2 separate regions of the Mus musculus genome follow, and region 2 is linked to region 1. A link is a contact called in ENCODE POLR2A ChIA-PET data. All regions are on one chromosome and are shown on one strand. The core of a region is the stretch at or near the end of the contact, and the rest is flanking DNA. Distances in the headings are between cores, read along the strand shown. Region 1 holds the start of Ing1 (inhibitor of growth family, member 1). Region 2 holds the start of E230013L22Rik (RIKEN cDNA E230013L22 gene).

Region 1 (4,427 bases), core at 454-2,953:
TCTGGTTTTGACTAGGGCTGAAAGCAGTTGGTTCTGCTAGTAAAAACCAGCACCAGACAGCCAAGCGAACTTCCTCCTGCAGAAATGCACTGCCCTGTGCTTCAGAAGCAAACGACCCAATCTGAACGATCTAACTCAACTGACAGTCTCTGGCTGCGTTATGACCCTCCACAAGACTCTATTTAAGATATACAGCGTTGGAAATGTCGTAGATGTCACGGGGTTGCATGGAGTACTTTCACACCTGCCGAAGGGGGTAGGGCATCACAGTGTTTCCTGAACCTGTTCCAAATCCTTTCCAATTACACCCTCTAGTTCTGAAGCGGTGAGTCTTGTTCTGCCGGAGGATGAATGCCTGAGGCTGAAACACGGCAAACTCCAGATGGCTGAAGGCTGCGAGCTGACCCGGCGCAGCAGACACCGCAGGCGAGGCAGAGCGCCATCACCAGCCCTGCGCACCTGAGGCCACAGCAGCGGGTCCACCGCTCTCGCCCAGGCGGCCGAGCAAGATTGAGGACCTGGGACTCAGAGGGGCGAATAGGACAGCCGCACCACAGTCCCAGCCATACAAAGGCGCGAATGTGGCGACCACAGGCCAGGCTCCGCCCCAGGGCGGTGCCTAGGCAGGAAGAGGGCGGGACCGCCGGGGCCCGTCGCCTAGGCAACCCCTCGCTCTGCCCGGGCTTTTCAGAAAGCCCTAAATCCGGCAGCTGTGGGGGAAGGGCGGGATGGGAAGCTGAAGGTTGTGCTCCCCTGCGGGAAGCACACTGCGGTGCCCGCTGCCAACTCAGTGTGACGAGGACATGGGCAGCCTCAGATGCGGCAGGGAGGGGAAGAGCTAGTTAGGATCAGAGAAGAGCTGCTCCCGCCAGCCCGCCCACCGTAGATCTCCGCGCTGAAAAGAGCACCCCTCGGGGGCCCCTTTGTCTCCAGGCCATTCTAAACCCAGCACCGGGAGGCGACACAAAGGGACGATGGGGGCGGAAGGCGCAGGCGCGTGGAGGCGCCGAGGATGCTGGGAGTGGTGGTCCCTTTGCGTGTCGATAGCTGCCCTCCCGCGCGGGTCCGCATCCATCGCCAGGGAGCTGCGCCTGCGCGTCCACTTCCGCCTCGCTCGGCTCCGCCCGCTCGTCCCTCCTGGAAGAGGACAGCTCTCTAGTACTAGGCGTGCGGGGGGCGTTGCCGATCCCACCACACCTCCTTCTCGTCCAGATTGGCCGCAGAGGTAAGAGTCGCAAGGGGATTGGCTGACGCCGTTGCCATTTCTGTTCGGGGGCCCTATTTATACCGCGCTAGGAGGCGGGGGAATGCAGTTAACCCAGCGGAGGGTGGCTCTTCTCAGGTTAGTCGGTTTGAAGGCAGCGATCTGGAGGCTCGTCCGGCCCCGGCGTGTCTCGAGGAGCAGGCTAGCACCCCGCGGTTCCCGGCCGGCGTGCGGCTCCGCCCAGTAGGTCCGCCACCGAGTGTCAAACTCCTAGTAAAGTTTCGCGTCGCCGGTCTCCCCTGCCCAGGCGACCCCGCCGCTGTCCCCTCGGCGACCCTGGCCCCCAGCGACAATGACAGGCCACGCCCCCGCGCGGGCCGGCCTCGCGGCCCGCCGCCCCCCGGCCCGGGACGGTGAGGGGCGTGAATGCGGTGGGGGCGGGGCCGCCTCCGGGAGGAGGGGTGGCGGGGCGCATGCGCGCTGCGCGCGGGGCTGAATGTTTCCCAAGTGTTTGAAACTGGTATTTGGGTTTTCCACGTTGGACAAGTGCGGCGAGGCGGGCGGCGGAGCGCGCCCTTCCCGCAGCCGGCCCCGCTCTCTCCGCTCTCCACGCTGGTGGCGGGTGGGCGGCGGTGGCCGGCCCTCTTTGGGTGTGTGCGCGCTAGTACGCACGGCCCCCCGCGCCGCCCGCCGCCCGGGAGGGGGCCTGCACGGCCGGCGGGGTGTGCGCTTGAGCTTCGGCCGCCGCGGCCCGCGCCTGCAGGCGCCGGGGTCCCCGCGGCCCCGGAGGCGGCGCGGCAGGCGCCAGATGTAGCCGCCGGCCAGCCCGGCCGGAGCGGCGGGGGGGCGCGGAAGGGCGAGAGAGCTTTGCATTTTGCAGTGCTGTTTGAGGGGGGCGGGGGGTGGAGGAAGCGGAAAGCCGCCGAATCGCCGGGGACCTCCGGGGTGAACCATGTTGAGTCCTGCCAACGGGGAGCAGATCCACCTGGTGAACTATGTGGAGGATTACCTGGACTCAATCGAGTCACTGCCTTTCGACCTGCAGAGGAACGTCTCGCTGATGCGGGAGATCGACGCCAAATACCAAGGTACGGCGGGTGATGGATGGGCGGGGGCGGCCGCGTCCATCCCTGGGTCCCGGCGGCGAGGCTGACCGGTCCTGCTGGAGCCGGAGCGCCCGGTAGCGTCCTCGGAGGGCTAGGAACAAAAGGTCTGGAGCGCCTTTGATACGCCGAGGTCCTTGTGTACCGAGCTCCGGGACATGGAGAAGGAAGGAGCGCGAACGGCTGGCTGCAAGGCTGCGCGACCAAAGCGCTCTTTGTAGTGAAGTGATGAGGCGGTGCTGCGGGGGAGGGGGCGCGGGGCTCGGCCGCGTCCTCGGGGAGGGGGTGAAGGCGGCCGCGCGAGGTGGAGTGCTATGCGGGCGCCGCGGCCGTAGGGCGCGGGCACCGGGCTAGAGAGAGGGCTGCGGGCCGTACTCCGGCGGAGCTGAGTGCGGGTCCGGAGAGTCGCCGCCTCCCGCCAGGTTCTGGTTCTAAGTGTTACATAAAGTACTGGGCAGTCCTGACTCGGGGTCGCGCGATCGCCCAGGCCCTGCTCTCCTGGGCCCTCTCTTGGCTCTGGACAGGGCTCCGGGCCGACTGCGAGGGGCGCCGGCGCGGTGTGTCTTGGGGAGGAAGAGGGTGAAAGGGAGGATCGCAGCCGACTAGGTGTACGACTGCGCTGCGATCGGTGGACGCGAGCTGGGCTCTGGCTGGAGAGGAGCGGGGCAGGTGAGGGACCTGCAGCCCACCCGAAGACCCGGGCTGCCCAGAGTGGCGAAGAGGCGGAGCCTGCGTGCCCGCCGGGAACTGTTGGCTGTTGGGGAAACTTTGCTGTGAGGTCAGGGGGCTCTGTTTTGAACGTGGATGGCCGCTCGGAGTTTACTCTTGTTTACAGAACTGCGCAGCAGGGAAACGGAAGAGTTGGGGGTGGTGGAGGGCCACTGCCCAGCACTGCATACAGAGACTTGCTGGGGAAAGCGCCCCTGCGCGCTCTATCCGAGATGCAGCTTCGCAGCTCGGTTTATAGGAGAATCATTAGCATATTGCGGAACGTTCCGCCTCTGCGGCCCTTTGATTGGTCGCAACATCCCCCGTGGAATGTCCTTATCATTGTGCTACAGAGTCATTGGGGGGCGGGCAGTATGGGGGCGGGCTTTGCTCGGGACTCGCTCCAGTCTGTGTTTCCGCTGTCTGCTTTTTTTTTTTTTTTTTTCCTCTGGTAGAGGGCCGGGCGGAGAGAGGAGGTGAGTTGATTTGAATGTCTTCGGGTCGCCCGTCCTCTGGCCTTGGGTTGGCTCCTGTCGCTGCTGGGGCGGGCCACCGTCGCTGGCTCTGCGCGCTGATTGGTGTACCTCCTGGTCTCCGCCCTCAGCGTCGTCGACTCACATAGGCTTCGGGCGGGGCGGGGCAGGGCGGGGCGCGCTTCCTGAGTCTCGTAGGCTGGAGTGGATCGCGGCCACTTTCCGGCTGCGAGGCTATGGCGGCGGTGGCCTCCGGGAGGATGCTGCGCTTACCTTCTCTGCTCTGGCTCCCCGCGGGAGCCTCTGATCGCTTGTCGCGTTTCCGGTAGGCTTGAATGAGCGGGAGTGCCTCTGTCGGGACTGCGGGTCTGTGTGTCCCGTGCTGTCCTCCTGCGGGCTCGTGTGTCCGAATGGCTCTAGAATATTCAAGTCCTTGCTCAGAACTACTGTTGGCAGACCGAGTTTTTGACGGCCGCCTTAGTGCTTCAGATGTAGAAGAGTTCGAAAGGAGGGTCTATGTTTTGGTTGTTGTAAATGGAGTTTGTTGCTTGAATTACTTTTCAAATATTATAGAAAATACCCCCAGGAAGCAATGCCTCTTTCTTAAGCGCAACCTTATATAAAGTTAAAGTGGCTTAAAGTAATTGGACAGATTAGATGGAACTGCAGGCCCATTTAGTCACTACCTTTATCCTTGTTGGTACTGAATGGTGGCCCAGCAGCAGGCTGAGGCTGAGCTGACAGGTGCCTCCCTGTGTGGAAGTAGTGCTGTCCTTGTTTGTTGCTTTTACCAACATTTTTGTTTTTATCAAATATTTTACGTAGGGTAACTAAAAATCTGTGTTATTGTGTGAGCTCCACAATAGCTTCTGGTAAGTTTTTGATGGCATTTTTCTCCACAAGCTTCACCTGGATTAAGGCAGGAAGAAGCAGTCATTT
Region 2 (4,664 bases), core at 92-2,591, 79 kb before region 1:
GGGTAGATGTTCCACACAGAATCCCGAACAATATTAACCCGTCTTCTCTGCTCCCTCCAGGCGACTGGCAGCCCAGCAAAGCAGGCACAAAGTTGGTGATATGGACCACTGTTGACTCTGTACCTTGTTCCCCTGAGCATGTGTACACAGACATCAAGAATGTGAAGAGGGGGCCTGGCCACCCGGCAAGGCTCCCGTCATCTGCCTTCACACTTAGGCTTCCAGGAACACAAAAGCAGCCGAGGAGGCCTGGAAATGAGTTGAACGGCTCCCGCCCCCACAGAGGGAATCAGCAAGTTCTCAGGCAGTGTTACAAAATCCCCTGCTGACCAACATTCCGGATTCATCATATCCTCGGCCTTGACGAAGAAAGTGGCTCCACCCACCAAATTGAAACAGCTAGCGGGGACACAGTTACCCTGTGCTGTGTCGGCCACACATCTATCGCTACTCCAGAAACATTAAGAGGTGTGGGGAAAGCTGACCAATTCTGCTTTCTCCTCTTACAAACCCAGAGCAGCAGGCAAGCCATTTAAGCCAAGCGTAGAGGCGGAGCTCTGTCGGAGGCTGGAAAAGGAGTCCAGAGTCTGACTAGTCTTGACTCTGAGATATTGCATTCATGAGTGCTCAGTGGCAGGTAGACAGCCTGAGAAAACTCGGAGGCTCTGCCTGCAACGCGGAGTAAAGACCAGAGCCAAAGGAAAGACAGGGAAAGTAGAAATCAGTCCATTTCCCACGGTGGCTAAGTAAGGAACGGGGAAGACAGAGGAGGGAGGGAAGCTCCCCAGACCTTCACTAACTCAGCTTGATCAGAATGTATTACATAGCCAACAGATTGATACGCGCAAGACAAGGAGTCAGGGATTAGGAGCGAGGCTTTTGAGTACATCACTCTTTTTTGGTTTTTCAAGACGGGTTTCTCTGTATAGCCCTGGCTGTCCTGGAACTCACTCTGTAGACCAGGGTGGCCTCGAACTCAGAAATCCTCCTGCCTCTGCCTCCCAAGTGCTGGGATTAAAGGCGTGCGCCACCACACTTTACACAACATAAAAAGTCAGAACTTGGGAGTTTCATACATTGGAAACCTCTCTCCCTGAAACTATACCATACTATTTCCGGGTTCGTTTGTTTCACTTAAAGTATCTTATTTCTTTATCATGGAAAAGGGAGAAGACAGAAGCAAATTAATCGGGAAAGTCCAAGACGAAGTTGTACACGCACTAAAAATAATTCACTACCTATCTTAAAAATGCCAGTACAGGAAGCTATTCCACTCACGTGACTTGCGCACCAGCCAAGACTCGGCACTGGGTAAATAACCGTGAGTCGAGGAGGCTGGGCGATTCCAACTCTACTTCCCAGTCGCCTTACATCCAGCAGAGTGGTCCAACGCTCTCTGACTCAGTTTCCTCGTTCATAAAGAAGTCGGTAATAGCAGCGGTGCTCAACTCCCAAGGCTGCTTTGTACACCAAAGGAGGGCACCCTGAGGGGGACATTAAAGCACCTAAGAAGCGAGAGTCGTACTGATCGGAGATCTCTCCCAGGATAACCCGAATCTTCGCGAAGACGCACAGAGTGCTGCTGAACTGGAGATTTTCTCAATCGGCAAAGCAAGGCAAGTGGGAACAGAGGTGCAATGAATGTCACAGCCCAAAGTGGAGACCCCGCGGCTGCCCACAGACGACTCCTCGACCCCGCAGAGCCCCGAAGCCCGCCTGTCCCGGCGGCGCCGCCCTCACCTGCGGTGTCCCATATGGAGATGTTGAAGGAACGCCACTGCTTCAGGTAGAAGGCGCCGCCCACGGTGCTGACCGTGTCCGGGAAGCGACGCTCCATGTAGCGCTGCAGCAGCGACGTTTTACCCACGTTCATGTCCCCCAGCAGTACGATCTTCCCATCCGGCTTCCGCATAGCCGCGGAGGAGATGACCCCTGCGCTTCTCGGTCACCCGCCCAGGATGCCAGGGGACGCGGACCCCGGCCTCCAGGGACCCCGAACTCTAGTGGCCCTGGCCTGAGATCCGAACTCGATGAAGTGCCAAAGAGGAAGCGCGCCACAGCTCTGTACCGGAGTGTGAACGCAGCCCTGCGACCACGTGGGTGCCCGGCCGCCACGCCCACCCCACGCCCCCTGGTCCGCCTAGGCCCCGCCCCCAGTCTTCTCCCAAGCCCCTTCCACACTCCCCATCACCCCTGCCTCGTTCCTATTACTCCCTATCTCTCCTTCCCCAAATTCCCTTTCTCTGCCTGCTAAATCTCAGCCCCACGCCCACCCCTCCCCATTCTTTCCCATTCCCCCTCCCTCAAGGACCGTCCTGCGTCCGTCCCTATAATCCCAAACTCCGTTCCTCCTTTATTTTTCTGCCCTTCCCAGAGCCCTGGCCCCTACCTCCCGCCCCAGCTCCTTCCCATACCTTCTCCAAGCCCTTCTCCAGCCCAGCCAGCCCTTTCCTGGAACCCCTCTCCACTGGCCCAACCCACGCCAGCCTCCCTCTTCCCGCACCCCTGACTCTAGCAGGGCTACAGTACCGCTTTTTTTTTTTTTTTTTACAGTCCCCACCCTTTGAAAGCCTGTATGTCGCCAAGTTTGGAGCCTAGGACCTGGGTCCTAAGGTGAAAGTTCCAGAGCGCCTTCCTTCGGACGCTCCAGTTCCTCCAAAAGCCCGGGTAGCCGCGGAGAGGCCCAGGACCTGGTGTTTGTCTAGTCACAGGCTCCCTTGGCTCTGTTTCGCTTCCCAGCCTGTGCCCAGCGCTCCTCCTCGGTGCACCTTGGTTGCACCCACACAGGTGGAGAGTTGCCTGGCTGGGAAAGTCCCTTGGAAGTCGGCTAAGATTTAAGGGAGAATGTGGATGGGTCGGGGACACCGGGAGGTGCCTGCTAGGTTCGCTTTTTACTTCTGCAAGAAACCTTGAAGGGAAAACTTGACTTTGCATTTGCAGTGACTGCTAGAAAACAGCTTCCCTTTCTCCTATAACAGAGAACCCCTAAAACCAAAATCTTCCTCCAGGGGCACAAGCATGCAGGGAGGCGGAGGAGATATTTGGGGCTGAGTAAAGCCCACTAGGTCCAGGGGAGGGAAGGGAAGGGAGACGACTCTCCTAGTAGCTTCTCCCTCTGCAGGTGCAGAGATTCCACCGAGGCGAGATGGCTACGCCTGCCTCAAGCACCCTGCCTGAGAACTGAGGACCGTTGCTCTAGGGAATGCGGGTGGGAAAGTACGTTCTGGGGCGTGGAATGCTCACCAGCGCGTGAAACCAGCTCCCTCTAAGCCCCAGGCTTCTGCTAGCCGCCCATCCCACCCCACCGCATGTCCTCCCAGGGAAATTTAAGTTACTTCCAACTTACTAAGGGCTTGTTGCATGAAAGTTACAGGGCCAGGCTGGAGGAGTAACCAGACGACAAGTCCCCAGAGGCTGAGAGAGAGAGAAATGGGTTCTGTGTAAACATCTAAGCTAGGATCAGGGGGTGGCAAGAGTCCCTACCCCTATCACCCTTCGAGGATCTTCTGGTGTTGAGTTCTTCTAATTTTCTCAGAGGTGAGACATCCTAATTTCATGATATAATAGCTGAGAGAGGTTACTTCCCAATGGAGATGTAGTTAAACAGAAAACAAGGAAAACCAAATACTTAAAAATAAAACAACATGAAAGCCCTGTTCTGGCTTACTCTTTTAATCCCAGAACTCAGGGGTTGGGAGGCAGAGGCAGAGGCAGACAGATCTCTGAGTTCAAGGCCAGTTCAAGGTCTACAGAGTGAGTTCCAAGACAGCCAGGGATACATATTGAAACCCTGTCAAAACAAAACAAAAGTAGGTTCATAGAAAATGACCGGAGGAGTACTGAGCGAGGACAGCTGCCCTGTGGGTGTGGAGTAAGAGTTGGCCTATCTGGTTTTGCTTTTATTTCCTACCACAGATGTGCATCAATTATAATTTAAAGGTAATAGTTATTTCTATATGAACACATATGGATATGCATAGACAGATGACAAATGATCAATTTGTAATTTATGCATAGGATGTGCTGGGGAGAAGAGGGAGATTGCAAGACACATTTTGTTCAGGCAAGCACAGTATCATATTGAGATGTTTTGTATAACTAATGATATGTTTTGTGAAGTGCAGTATGGTGTGGCGGAAGGGGGCACCTTAGCCGGGCGGGGGCATGCTGAGGCATTCCTCCCCCCTGAGGTACTAGCCATTTACATGTCTAGTATAGAATAGAGTTTATTTGGGGGCATGAGAAGGGAAGGGAGTAGAGGCAGAGAAAGTGAAGAGACAGAGAAGGAAAAAGAGGGGGAGAGGGGAGGGGAGGGAGGGAAGGGAAGGAAAGAGGCCAGCCGGCTGGAAACGCGTGGAGAAGGGGGAGGGGAAGGGGAGAGATGGAGAAAGGAGTCAGAGAGAGAAAAGGGACAGAGAGCAAAGAAAGGCCAAACAGTTCCTTTTCTAGCAAGCCAGGCCTACCTGGCTGTTCCTAGGTAACTGTTGGGCGGAGCCTAGAAGGAATGCTACCATGCTAACACACATATGATACTTACATATAATATAAGCATTTGGGAGACTGAAGCAAGAGGCTCCTGAGTTCAAGATGAGCCTCTGCTGTGTAGTGAAACTGCCTCCGAAAACTGCAAGTTTAAAGTCTCAAACCAAAGAGGAACGCTATAA

The links. ChIA-PET counts read pairs that join two places held with the same protein, here RNA polymerase II (POLR2A).
Region 2: POLR2A ChIA-PET joins it to region 1 with 43 read pairs in Patski. The contact joins the promoter of E230013L22Rik here to the promoter of Ing1 in region 1. POLR2A ChIA-PET finds 5 or more read pairs at or near these places in 2 of 5 experiments (Patski and embryonic stem cell).

What each region holds. Positions count from the first base shown.
Region 1 is chr8:11,554,754-11,559,180 of GRCm38, forward strand. It overlaps Ing1 (inhibitor of growth family, member 1), which reads left to right and starts at 1,704. Exons shown (of 2, transcript NM_011919.5): 1 at 1,704-2,292. The coding sequence starts at 2,157.
Region 2 is chr8:11,476,588-11,481,251 of GRCm38, forward strand. E230013L22Rik (RIKEN cDNA E230013L22 gene) reads left to right here and starts at 1,342. Exons shown (of 2, transcript NR_126558.1): 1 at 1,342-2,096; 2 at 2,554-3,654. It overlaps Rab20 (RAB20, member RAS oncogene family), which reads right to left and starts at 2,053. Exons shown (of 2, transcript NM_011227.2): 1 at 1,741-2,053. The coding sequence starts at 1,912.